2 separate regions of the Homo sapiens genome follow, and region 1 is linked to region 2. A link is a contact called in ENCODE POLR2A ChIA-PET data. All regions are on one chromosome and are shown on one strand. Each heading gives the region's core, a stretch centred on a gene start or an enhancer-like site at or near the end of the contact. The rest is flanking DNA. Distances are from core to core; before and after follow the strand shown.

Region 1 (6,525 bases), core at 3,905-6,404, 150 kb after region 2:
TTTGTCACTGTTGCTCAGATAGAGACAGCTGTCATAGTCCGTCTCTATTTCTTGTTTCCCTGCTGTGGGTCCTTGATTGAAAGAGCAGTTGGGAGACCCTCAGGCTCTGAGTGGCCTGTTCACCTCAGTCGTCTGCAAGGTGAGGCATCCTGTGCCATCTTAGGAGTGGCCCCCACTCTTCTTGAGGTGGCACTTGGCCGCTTCTTGAACGTGGGCCCCTGGGTGGCCAGGCGGGGGTAGGTGGGCCCTGGGATGTGACTGTGGAAGTGCAGGCCCATGACGCCAGTTCTTTCTGCTGTTTGTGCCCAGGTGGCAGCACCATGGATAGCTCCGCAGGAAGCAAGGCTAGGCGTGAGGCTGGGGAGGACGAGGAGGGATTCCTTTCCAAACTTAAGAAAATGTTTACCTCATGATATCCCAGCCGAGGTAGGAAAACCCTGGAGGTTTTTTTTCCCTTTGTTTTCCTCTGTGAACTAATCCTGGTTTTCTCCCACTTTAACCAATATTGTGCCCCCACCCCCAGGAGTTGGAACAGGTGCCAGTCCAAGGTGTGGTAAACCTAGCTCCACTAGGAGCTGGCCTCTCAGCCTAGGGAATAGATGACGTGGCAATCAGCCTGTAGTGCAGGACTGGCTGGGCTGCCGCGGCCAGCCTCTGGCTGTGTCTTCTTCCTGGGGAGGTGGCGATGCTGGGGCTGTTGTACAGCCCCCCTGCAGTGGTGGGTCCGGCTTGCCCATGGTCACAGAGGGCGAGTCAGGCAGAGCCAGGCCTAGAACTCAGATCTCCTCACGTCCTGCCTGCTTGGAAGCTGCCCTCCTGCGTGGACAGCGCAGGGCTGTGCAAGCCTGGGGGCTGCTCCAGGGGTAGCGCTTGCTCGCCGTGTCATCTTGGGACCCACTTTGGTTTATTATGCTCATCTCAGCAAGTGGGGTTCTCGCCCCTCTCTTGGCACAGCTGCTTTCCAGGGATTAACAGACGCTCCCCACAGGGGTGTGTTCCCTTGAAATGTTGAGTATAAGGTAACAGCCTATCTCTTTGGCTCAGGAAAAAGATCCACTGGAAACTAGGCCGGGAAGCAGCAGCCCCTCCAAGGGCCAGGGCACCTGGGAGACGGGAGGATTCCAGAACAGCAGCACTGAGCTCCCACCCGCAGAGCCTCTGGACGGCCTTGGCAACAGCAAAATCATGGGACAACACCTCTCTCCACGGAAAGGTCACAGTGGACAGCCCGGGCAGTAGGATGCAGCCCCAGAGGCTGGTGGCAGTTTCCTGTCCATTGGTAGGTGACGGCCCCTGGCTCAGGCAGAGGGAGATGGTTAGACTCTTGCAGGGCTAAAACTCTAATTTGGAATTGAATATTGTGGATATCTTAGTTAAAGGCCATGCTTACAGCTTAGAAATGAAGCCTTAAGCTGCATCAAGTTACGAAGTGATTAATTTCCTTCTCAGCAAACCTCCGGGAGGTTCCAGAATGAGTTCTTCCTGACAGGTTGTCTTCACTGGGAGCGTGGGGCCCCCAGGCCCCACCAGCACCGTCCTCCCCTAATGAGGGGCCCTGCCGAGGCATCAGCTGCTCTGCTCAGTTAGTTTTTATTCCCGGGGTACCAAGCAGCTGCACAGTCGGTGCCTGGGAGGCACGTAGAGGCCCAGAGAGTCCCTGGGGGTTCTGCTCTGACCGTGTGGGTGGTGATCCTTGTCAGGATGTACAGTCCTTGCTCCCACCCCATCCGGGATGGCCGCCTGTCCCTGACTATTGAGTCCTGTTGTTGTAAGCCAGGCATGGAGGGCTCCTGCCCTTCTGCTGAGCCACAGCCCATTGCAGCACTGTGCTGGCCAGACTTCAGCTGCCTTGGGAACTGAAGCCCTGCCACTGTTGCTAGTCAGGGGCTTGGTTCTCCCACTTACACTGTTGACATCTATTTTCTGAAGTGTGTTTAAATTATTCAGTGCTAATCATTGTTTTTTCCTTTGTAAATGTTGATTCAGAAAAGGAAAGCACAGGCTAAGCAGTTGAAGGTTCCCCACCATTCAGTGAGAGCAGAACCCCCATTCCCCAGCCTCTGCTGGTAGCATGTCGCAGTTTCCATGTGTTTCAGGATCTTCGGGCTGTCGTTAGACAGGTTAATGAAGAACACTTCTCAACAGTTTCCTTTTTGTTTTCCTTTATAATTCACTAAAATAAAGCATCTATTAGTGTCTGATTTAGGAATGTAAAATGATTCTGTATTAATGTAAATAAGATTATCTATTGCAAAAAGATATTTCAAACCTAAATTGTGGTCATTTCTTCTTTGAAAGAATTCAGACAGCCTCTGCAGGTGGCTTATGGGGGTTACAGGAGACTTGGCTGGCCTCATCCTGTGCTCACAGCCACCCAGAGCACATAGAGGCAGATGGGTCTGGGGTGCCGACAGTGCTGACCCTCACTTGGATTCCAGAGCAGGGTGCTTGCCATGACACAACAGTCCCCTGTGAGTGAATGTTCTAGAATCTGGATGTGACTTTTTTCTTGGGAGCCCATGCTGTGAGAGCTGGCCAATGTCCCTGGGTCCCTGCATTTCAGTCTCCCTCACTGGATTGTTTCCCTTCATTCTTTCCAGTCTTTGCATCTTTTACATTCAATTTTATTTTATTTTTTTTTTAAATGGAGTCTCGCTGTGTCGCCCATACTGGAGTGAAGTGATACCATCTCTGCTCACTGCAACCTCTGCCTCCTGGGTTCAAGCGATTCTCCTGTCTCAGGCTTCTGAGTAGCTGGGACTACAGGTGCATGCCACCACGCTTGGCTAATTTTTGTATTTTTAGTAGAGATGGGGGGTTTCACCATGTTGGCCAGGCTGGTCTTGAACTTCTGACCTCAGGTGATCCGCCCACCTCGGCCTCCCAAAGTGCTGGGATTACAGGTGTGAGCCACCATGCCTGACCAAAATTTTTATGTATTATAGTTTGGCTACTCTGGGTTCCCAGCCACGCTCTATGCCTGGCGTGGCTAGAGGGGCCCTGATACACAGCTCAGTCCACTCTGGCACTCTGGGCTGAGCAGGGTGAGATGAGAGTCTGTTTGCTGGGTCAGGTGGAGAAGAGACTCGGGAAAGAGCTGACGGACAGGAGAGGCTCAGCAGTGACATTCTGCTCATCTCAGATACTTCCCAGTATTTTCATCAATGAAATACTGATTGCCTGCCTACTGTGGACACTCAGTATGGACCAGGCCCTATTCTAGTTCCTGGGGATACAGCAGTGGGGAGCTAGACCGTGTCTCTTGTGAAAGCTTGGGCTTATTCCTGGAACAGTCACCCTGAGTCTCATTCATGTCCTATTGCTTCAAAGCAGAAGTCTAGAGAAAGACTTTGGAAGAGAAAGGTGGATTTTCTTGCTAAACAGAAACCATTGTTGTGTTGAAGCATCCTTCCCTCAAGGGATTAGAGGTGGCTGTGCATGACCAGGCGAGGTGGCTCACACCTATAATCCCAGCACTTTGGGAGGCTGAGGCGGGTGGATCACCTGAGGTTAGGAGTTCAAGACCAGCCTGGCCAACATGGTGAAACCCCGTCTCTATAAAAATACAAAAAAATTAGCCAGGCGTGGTGGCACATGCATGTTATCCAAGCTTCTCAGGAGGCTGAGACAGGAGAATCACTTGAACTCAGGAGGTGGAGGTTGCAGTGATTGGAGATCATGCCATTGCACTCCGGCCTGGGCGACAGTGCGAGACTTCATCTCAAAAAAAAAAAGGTGGCCGTGCAACAGCTGTAGAATTCAGTGCTCTTTCTGGGCCTGGGTTTGGTTTATTTCCACTTGTGCTCCTGATGTATTTGTTACCAGACTTCTTTATAGCTTCTGAGTAGTAGTATGTATTTAAAAATATAAGAAAAGGGCCAGGCATGGTGGCTCACGCCTGTAATCTGAACACTTTAGGAGGCCAAGGAGGGAGGAATGTGTGAGCCCAGGAGCGAGAGAGTGAGACCCCCATCTCTACAAAAAAATTCTAAAAAATTAGCTGGGAGTGGTGGCTTGGCACCTGTAGTCCCAGCTACTTAGAAATCTTGAGGTGGCAGGATTGCTTGAGCTGAGGAGTTCAAGGCTCCAGTGAGCTGTGATCATGCAACTCCACTCCAGTCTAGGTGACAGAGCCAGACCATGTCTCAAGAAAATAAAGTATTTCTAGGCCTGTGAGCCTGTGGGAGGTACATGTTTGGCACTTGCTTAAACATTAGGAGGGTGGGCCGGGCGTGGTGGCTCACACCTGTAATCCCAGCACTTTGGGAGGCCAAGGTGGGCGGATCATGAGGTCACGAGTTCAAGACCAGCCTAGCCAACATGGTGAAACCCTGTCTCTACTAAAAATACAAAAATTAGCCAGACTTGGTGGTGGGCGCCTGTAATCCGAGCTACTCGGCAGGCTGAGGCAGGAGATCCGCTTGAACCCTGGAGGTGGAGGTTGCAGTGAGCCAGGATTGCGCCACTGGATTCCAGCCTGGGTGACAGGGTGAGACTCCATCTCAAAAAAAACATTAGGAGGGTGGACAAGGCCAGCTCTCAGGCATTGGTCCTCAGCCCCATTCCCACCTCAGGCCTGGGACTGGGTTGTTTCCAACCTGAGCCCCCTCCTCACTCATAGTCCTTTGGGTTCTGGTGGCCTGGCCTTTGTTTCCTTCCCTGTCAACCAAACAGTGTGCAAGAATTCTCTCCAGGCCCACAGGCCTCCAGCTGCCCCTGCCCCTCTGTGTTTGTAGCACTGCAGAGCCGGCTCTGATGTGGAGGACGGCAGCTGCACGGCTCCTGGAAGAGGCTTGTTTCACACTCTTGCTTGTTAATAAATACTGTGCAGGTCTTATCTTTTAACTAGAAGTTCTGCTTATTTCTCATGACTCTTCAAGGGTCACAAATGGGCCAGGGGGGAACATAAAAGGCGAAGTGGGTCCATAGTTATATGGCCAAGGGCATGATCCACAGACCTTAGCTTACTGGTCACCTCCCCCGATGCTGCTCCTGTCCCCATTTATTTATCCTTCCTGTTTTGTTTTTTGCAGCCCTTATGTCAATTTGTTTTTTGGGTTTTGTTTTGTTTTTGAGACAGGCTTTCACTCTGTTGCCCTGGCTGGCTTGTGGTGGTGCAATCACAGCTCACCACAGCCTTGACCTCCTGGGCTCAAGTGATCCTCCTACCACAGCTTCCTGAGTAGCTGGGAGTACAGGCACATGCCACCACGCCTGCCACCATTTCTTCTGTTTTTTTGTTTTTGAGGCAGAGTCTCCCTCTGTCGCCCAGGCTGGAGTGCAGTGGTACAATCTCGGCTCACCACAACCTCCACCTCCTGGGTTCAGCTGATTCTCCTGCCTCAGCCTCCTGAGTAGCTGCCGGCACACGCCACCACGCCCAGCTAATTTTTGTATTTTTTGGTAGAGACAGGGTTTTGCCATGTTGACCAAGTTGGTTTCGAACTCCCAACCTCAACTGATCCACCTGCCTTGGCCTCCCAAAGTGCTGGGATTACAGGCATGAGCCACCACGCCTGGCCCTAGTTTCTTTTGTATTTCTTTTTTTTAGGTAGAGATGGGGTCTTGCTATGTTGCCCAGGCTGGTCTCGAACTCCTGAACTCAAGCCATCCTCCACCTCAGCGTCCCAAAGTGCCGGAATTACAGGCGTAGATACATAACTATTTATTGTGTGTTTCTATCAGGCTCTCCCACTAAATATAAGCTCCTCAAGGCAGGCAGCATAACTTTTTTTGCTACATTGTATTTAGGGCCCAGCATACTGGTAAATTGTCAAAGAAATGCTTCAGTCAATGGATAGAATGAATTTTTGTGCCTGGGGGTGCCAGAGCCAGGGTGGGGAAGTAAAAAAATAAAAACTGTGATGGTAGTCACACAAACCTAAATGTGTTGAATTGAAATTCACAGAACTGCTGGGCTCAGTGGCTCATACCTGTACGATAATCCCAGCTACTCAGGAGGTTGAGGTGGAAGGATCACTTAAGCCTGGGAGGTGAAGGCTGCAGTGAGCTATGACTGTGCCACTGCACTCCAGCCTGGGCAACAGAGCGAGACCTTGACTCTTTAAAAAAAAAAAAAAAAAAAAAAAAAATTGGCCAGGCGCGGTGGCTTATGCCTGTAATCCCAACACTTTGGAAGGCCGAGGCGGGCGGATCACGAGGTCAAGAGATCGAGACCATCCTGGACAATATGGTGAAACCCCGTCTCTACTAAAAATACAAAAATTAGCTGGACGTGATGGTGCATGCTTGTAATCCCAGCTACTCGGGAGGCTGAGGCAGGAGAATCACTTGAACCCAGGAGGTGGAGGCTGCAGTGAGCTGGGATCGTGCCACTGCACCCCAGCCTGGGTGACAGAGGGAGACTCCGTCTCAAAAAAAAAAAAAAAAAAAAAAATCGGAGCTGCCATGGACCACAAACTCTCAGGCAAATAACTGGTCTCTCGGCCTCTGACCCTCTTCTCTGTGACCCACCCCAGCAAGCAAGGTGGGTTGTTTCTCCTTCAGTTTTGCTTCCCAGCAGTG
Region 2 (6,117 bases), core at 1,971-4,470:
CCTCGAGTGCAGCCTCAAGACGGGCCCTGCTGGTCCATCCTGGGGCGACAGGTGTAGCCAGATTCCCCTCCAATCAAGGAGTCCAACTGGAAAGCTCCAGTGGGTTACCCAAGGGCAGATACCAAGCAAGTCCCTAAAAATGGAGGCCAGTGTGCCCTGGAGGGCAAGTATAAATATGGGGAACTCTGAGCCGGGCGCAGGAGCTCACACCTGTAATCCCAGCACTTTGGGAGGCAGAGGGCCGATCATCTGAGGAGTTCGAGACCAGCCTGGGCAACGTGGTGAAATCGTCTCAACTAAAAATACAAAATTAGTTTGGTGTGGTGGTGGGCGCTTGTGATCCCAGCTTCTCGGGAGGCTAGGGTGGAAGAATCACTTGAACCCGGGAGGCAGAGGTTGCAGTGAGCTGAGATTGTGCCATTGCATTCCAGACTGGGCAAACAAAGAGTGAAATTCCGTCACGAAAAAAATAATAATAAAAAATATGTGGGGAACTCTTAAGTAGAGATGGGGGTTCCCCTCACTTTTGCCTCTTCCACGGAGTTAAAGTGTCAAGGAAAGGGGTTCCCAGGATAAAACTTTCAGGAGTATTCGGTTTTAGGGGCTACAGGCAGAGGCGCAGGACCCTAGAGGGATTTTTTTTTTAGCTGGAGTCTCACTCTGTCGCCAAGGCTGGAGTGCAGTGGTGCGATCTCAGCTCACTGCAAGTTCTGCCTCCCGGGTTCATGCCATTCTCCTGCCTCAGCCTCCCGAGTAGCTGGGGCTACAGGCGCCCGCCACCACGTTCAGCTAATTTTTTTGTATTTTTAGTAGAGACAGGGTTTCACCGTGGTCTCGATCTCCTGACCTCGTGATCCACCCGCCTCGGCCTCCCAAAGTGCTGGGATTACAGGCGCGAGCCACCGCACCCGGCTGCTAAAGGGATTTAGGAGGTGGGTGGAACCACAAAGGAAAAGCTAGCTGCTGGTGGGGTCTCAGCTTGGAAGACGTCAGGGTGTGAACTGTCACTTAAGGAACAGTTTAGGATAGAGCAAGGGATGAGGAAGCCCACCTGGAGTTCGGCAGGAGTGGGTGACCTCAGGTAGCCCCCTCTTTTGAGAAACCTGGCCGGGAAGGTTGGAGACATGGCTGTGGCTTGAGGCTAGTGTTTTTTTCTTTTTGGGGACGGAGTTTCACTCTTGTTGCCCAGGCTGGAGTGCAATAGCACGGTCTCGGCTCACTGCAACTTCTACCTACCAGGTTCAAGGGATTCTCCTGCCTCAGCCTCCCAAGTAGCTGGAATTACAGGCGCCTGCCATCATGCCCAGCAAATTTTTGTATTTTTAGTAGAGAAGGGGTTTCACCATGTTGGCCAGGCTGGTCATTACAGGCCTGAGCCACCTCGCCGGGCAAGACTAGTGTTTGATTGTTCGTTTTGAGATGGAATCTTGCTCTGTCAGCTCACTGCAACATCTGCCTTCCAAGTTCAAGCGATTCTCTTGCTTCAGCCTCCAGAGTAGCTGGGACTACAGCCATGTGCCATCACGCCCCGCTAATAGAGATAGGGTCTTACCATGTTGCCCATGCTGGTCTTGAACTCCTGGGCTTAGGAGATCCTCCCACCTCGGCCTCCCAAAGTGCTGAAATTACAAGTGTGAGCCACTGTGCCCGTCCTGGAGTCAAAGGCTTTGGACTTGAATGCCATCTCTGCTACTTTAGAGCTGTGTGTGCATGTACTTTTAACTTCTCTCTGTCTCCCTCTCAAAATGGGCCCGATAGTAGGTTCCATTTTGGTCTGGTCCCACCAGGACCTCTGACTCGCTGGCGACCTCAGGTAGGGGCTCATGTAATAGCCCAGCTCCTCAAACACGGAGGATGGGTCCCACTCCTGACCCAGCCTCATTTTACAGCAGAGCGTGAAGGCCGAGACTAGAGGCTGCACCAGGCTGGGGAAGGGGCAAATTCTAGATTACTCACCAGGCCCGTACCCATGAGAGCCCTCAGGCCTGCAGCACCGTGGATCCAGAGGCAGAGACAGAGCTTTGTAGAAGGGTGAAAACACTTCCTCCCCGCTTCCGGCTGCAGAAAAGCCACTTTCTCGCGGCAGAGCCCAGACTGGCAACCCCCAGGCCTTCTGCACCTCACCTGGGCAGCAGGCACGCTGACTGTGTGTGTTTCAATCTCTCCAGGCTCAGAGGGATGGCGGGGGATGCTGCCTGCGCGGTTGCTAGTGGCGGACACAGCTGCCTGGCTGACACTGCCTTTGTCATGCTCCAGAGCACTCAGCCAGCCCGGGGCCCCTCACCCACTCCCTCTCTCCTCCTGCCACCAGAAGCAGCCTCTTCCCGGCTCCCACCCTTTCTCCCCGAAGCCACTTGTACCTGCTCCAGAGCCTGGAGAGGTGACAAGTGCTTCCCAGACAACAAAAGCATCTCCCAGGAGAACAGATGTTACGCACACTCAGCTACACCCTTGCTCTGTGCCCTGATTTTAAGCTGTGTTTGGGCAGCTCTTTGGGATGAAACTGAGGCAAGGGGTAAAGGGCCTGTCTTGGTCAAGGTCATCCCACCTTGGGACTCCTGGGTGTGTTTCAGACATCCGTCCCCTTGGGTTCCAATGCTGGTCTGGCCACTTACAAGCTGTGTGACCTTGGGCAAGTTATTTGACCTCCCAGAGCCTAATTTCCCCCCAGATAACGACAGATAGGTAGTGAACCCACCTCTTGCTAAAAAATGTGAGCCATTATTGTCATTACTCCATCCTTTTAATTCCTCTTTCTCTCCACTCCAGCCACATCCGCCTCAATGCCTGCTGCCCCTGGACCTTAGGCTTGGGATGTGAAATCTTTCTGGAATGTTCCTTCGTTAGTTCCTCGCATGGCTTGTTCCCTCGCTTCCCTCTTTTGAGTCTTGACTCAAGTCACCTCCCCAGGGAGGCCCTGTCCTGCCCTGTCCTCCCTGGGCGCTTATGTGACATCCGAGGCGGTTTCCCAATTCGACTACCTGTGGCTCTTGCGCCTGGAACGTAAGCCCCACGAGGACAGGACTGTTTCACTTCTGACTCCCGTGTCCGCAGCGATGGAAAGAATGACTGTGGGCGCCTACCCCCGGAGGATGCTGTCGGCGCCCAGTCTGGCGGCTCCCGGCGCGCGCCCGCGAGGTCACGTCCGGGGCGCGCCGGCCGGAAGGAGGCCCCGCGTGGGGGTAGGGGCGGGGCGTCCGAGCCAGGCCACGCCCCCCGGACTCGCGCCCCCCTCTCAGCGGCAGAGCCAGCCAGCCTGGGGCCGCCTCGCACTTCCGCTCACCAGCCGGCTTGTTCATATTCATGAGGCGGGCGAGAGGCGGGGCCCGGGTCACCGGCGGCGCCCCGCCCCTGGCTTGGAATCCCGCCCCGGCGGAGGCTTGGGCCCCAGTGGGGCGCCCCCAGCTTCCGCCTCGGGGAGGGAGTTTCCACTTGGTCACGACTCAAAAATGTGTCGCTCGCGCTTCTCCGCCCCCTCGTTCCTGCCCTGGGGGGGTCTCCTCCCTCGGAAGGCAGGAGGGGAGGGGCCAAGGGAGGGACGGCTCCTCCTCCCCGGGGCAGGTCCTTAGGGATCCCGGGCGGACTCCTCTCCCTCCAAGTTAGCGCCTTCAACAATCTTTCCCCTACCCCGTCAGACAGTCTTCTGTCGCCCAGAGCTGGAGTGCAATGGCGCGATCTCGGCTCACTGCAAGCTCCGCCTCTCAGGTTCAAGCGATTCTCCTCCTTCAGCCTCCCGAGTAGCTGGGATTGCAGGTGCGCGCCAACACGCCTGGCTAATTTTTGTATTTTTAGTAGAGATGTGGTTTCACCATGGTGGCCAGGCTGGTTTTGAACTCCTGACTTCGTGATCTGCCCGCCTCGGCCTCCCAAAGTGCTGGGATTACAGGCGTCAGACGGCGCACCCAGCCCTGCAATAATCTTAAATTTTTTTTTTTTTTTGAGTTGGAATCTCGCTCTGTTGCCCAGGCTGGAGTGCAATGGCGTGATCTGGGCTCATCGCAACCTCTGCCTCCCGGGTTCAAGCGATTCGCCCACCTCAGCCTCCCAAAGTGCTGGGATTACAGGCCTGAGCCACTGTGACCGGCCTTTTTTTTTTTTTTTTTTTTTTTGAGACTGGGTCTCACTCCGTCCCCCAGGCTGGAGTTCAGTGGCACAATCGGCTCACTGCAGCCTCCACCTCCTGGGTTCAAGCAATCTTCCCGCCTCAGCTGTCCAAGTAGCTGTGACTACAGTCATGCACCACCACAACTAGCTAATTTTTTAATTTTTTGTAGAGATGGGGCAGGGTCTTAGTATGTTGCCCAGGCTGTTCTCGAACTCCTGGGCTCAAGCAATCCTCCTGCCTCGGCCTCCCAAAGTGCTGGAACTACAGGCGTGAGCTACTGTGCCCAACCAAAACTACCTTTTTTACTTTTTATTTATTTATTTTGCGATGGCGTCTCGCTCTGTCACCCAGGCTGGAGTGCAGTGGTGCAATCTCAGCTCACTGCAACCTCTGCCTCCTGGTTTCAAGCGATTCTCGTGCCTCAGCCTCCTGAGTAGCTGGGATTACAGGCGTGTGCCACCATGTCCAGCTAATTTTTGTATTTTCAGTAGACACCGTGTCTCACTATGTTGACCAGGCTGGTCTTGAACTCCTGACCCCAAGAGATCCACCTGCCTTGGCCTCCCAAAGTGCTGTGATTACAGGGATGAGCCACCAGGCCCAGCCCAAAACTACCTCTTTTAAACTTCCCAAGGATCTGTGCAATATTATGATACCGAGAAGTTCAGAGCAGTTGAGTGACTCACCCACGTCACACAGCCGGCCTCAGGTTTTCCAGAAAGGTTGGTCCTGCTGGGTTGGGGTGGCAGGTGCATGTCTCCCACGGCCTTTCAGGAAATGAGGCTTACCTAAGGCACTCCTGTCTTGCTGGATGTGGCTGAAGGTTGGGTCTGTGCGCCACACTGATGGGAGGGAGAAGCTACATGCTAGGAGAAACGAAACCATGAAGGCAGGACAGGCTGCGTAATGTAAAATGAAAATTCGCGGGCCATGTTCTAAAATGATTAAGAATTTCAAGACGGTGACAGCAGAACATTCAGCCACACTCAGGCCCTTCTAAGGGCCAGCCCTGTGCAACTGCATAGCTCACATGGCTTCCATGAAGCAAGCCTCTGATGAAGGAGCCCAAGGGTGACAGCGCTGCCACCAGGGACATCCCCACCTCTGATAGAACTCTCCCCCCTAGCCCAGGCGCCCCATCCCGTCCCCGCCCTGGAATGCAGGACCCAGTCTCTAGACTTCCAAAAGCTGAGCATTTTAGGCTTTGCAGGACAGGTTCTTGGGGAGTCAGGTGGGTCACCCTGGGAGTGTCTCACATCTGCAAGTCCCAGCCAGGCCCCTGGGGCTGCACCTCCTGGGCATTTTCAGCTCTGGGCCCTGCGGGCAGGTGGCGCTGTGTTGTACATGCCAGGCCCAGCATGGCTTCGGTTCTGACTTGAAGCCCTCCTTTCTCCCTGGGGCAGGGAATGAGAAGCAGCCAGGGCCGCTTCCTAGAATAAACACCCCACCCGCAGACAGCCCCAGCTCTGTAGGCTCAGCCAGCCAGCGCCAATGGAGAGAGAGGCTCGCCAGGCCACCGGCTCAGGGTTGATAAGTCATCCTGATCTCACTCCCTCCATCACTCCTGCCTTGTGACTGGGCTCTGCCCGCTGTGGGCTGCTTCATTCATAATAGCTACCATTTGCGGGCTCTTTCTCCCAGCCACGTGCTGCTGGAAGCCCTTTCTGTGCACTTCCCACTGAGCCTCACAGAGGCCAGTGGTAATAGGTACCCTGAGGACTGCGATTTCATAGATGGGGAAACCGAGGCTCAGAGAGGTTAGAGGGCTTGGCCAAGGTCAAGGGCCAGAGGTCTGGATCTGCCACCATTCATCCATTCTGATTCCTGTCATCTCTCCTACATCTACAATGTAGGTCTCAAGGGTTACTTCTTTTGTTTTTTTGTTTTTTTTGGTTTTTTAGAGATAGGGTCTAAGGGCCAGGCGCGGTGCCTCATGCCTGTAATCCCAGCACTTTGGGAGGCTGAGGTGGGTGGATCACCTGAGGTCGGGAGTTAGAGACCAGCATGGCCAA

What was found. ChIA-PET counts read pairs that join two places held with the same protein, here RNA polymerase II (POLR2A).
Region 1: POLR2A ChIA-PET joins it to region 2 with 27 read pairs in activated T-cell. The contact joins two enhancer-like sites. POLR2A ChIA-PET finds 5 or more read pairs at or near these places in 4 of 52 experiments (GM10248, H1, Panc1 and 1 more).

What each region holds. Positions count from the first base shown.
Region 1 is chr16:4,454,502-4,461,026 of GRCh38, forward strand. It overlaps DNAJA3 (DnaJ heat shock protein family (Hsp40) member A3), which reads left to right. Exons shown (of 12, transcript NM_005147.6): 11 at 310-426; 12 at 1,045-2,274. The coding sequence ends at 413. Among named protein-coding and RNA genes, the nearest start is that of NMRAL1, 17 kb to the right of the region's middle. RefSeq lists an enhancer at 1,217-2,187 and a silencer at 5,034-5,234. Within about 2 kb of position 5,155, at least 8 of the 41 ENCODE cell types and tissues checked have a DNase peak (open chromatin) inside an H3K27ac peak, as active enhancers do.
Region 2 is chr16:4,304,476-4,310,592 of GRCh38, forward strand. No RefSeq gene overlaps it. Among named protein-coding and RNA genes, the nearest start is that of GLIS2, 8.5 kb to the right of the region's middle. RefSeq lists an enhancer at 836-1,348. Within about 2 kb of position 3,221, at least 35 of the 41 ENCODE cell types and tissues checked have a DNase peak (open chromatin) inside an H3K27ac peak, as active enhancers do.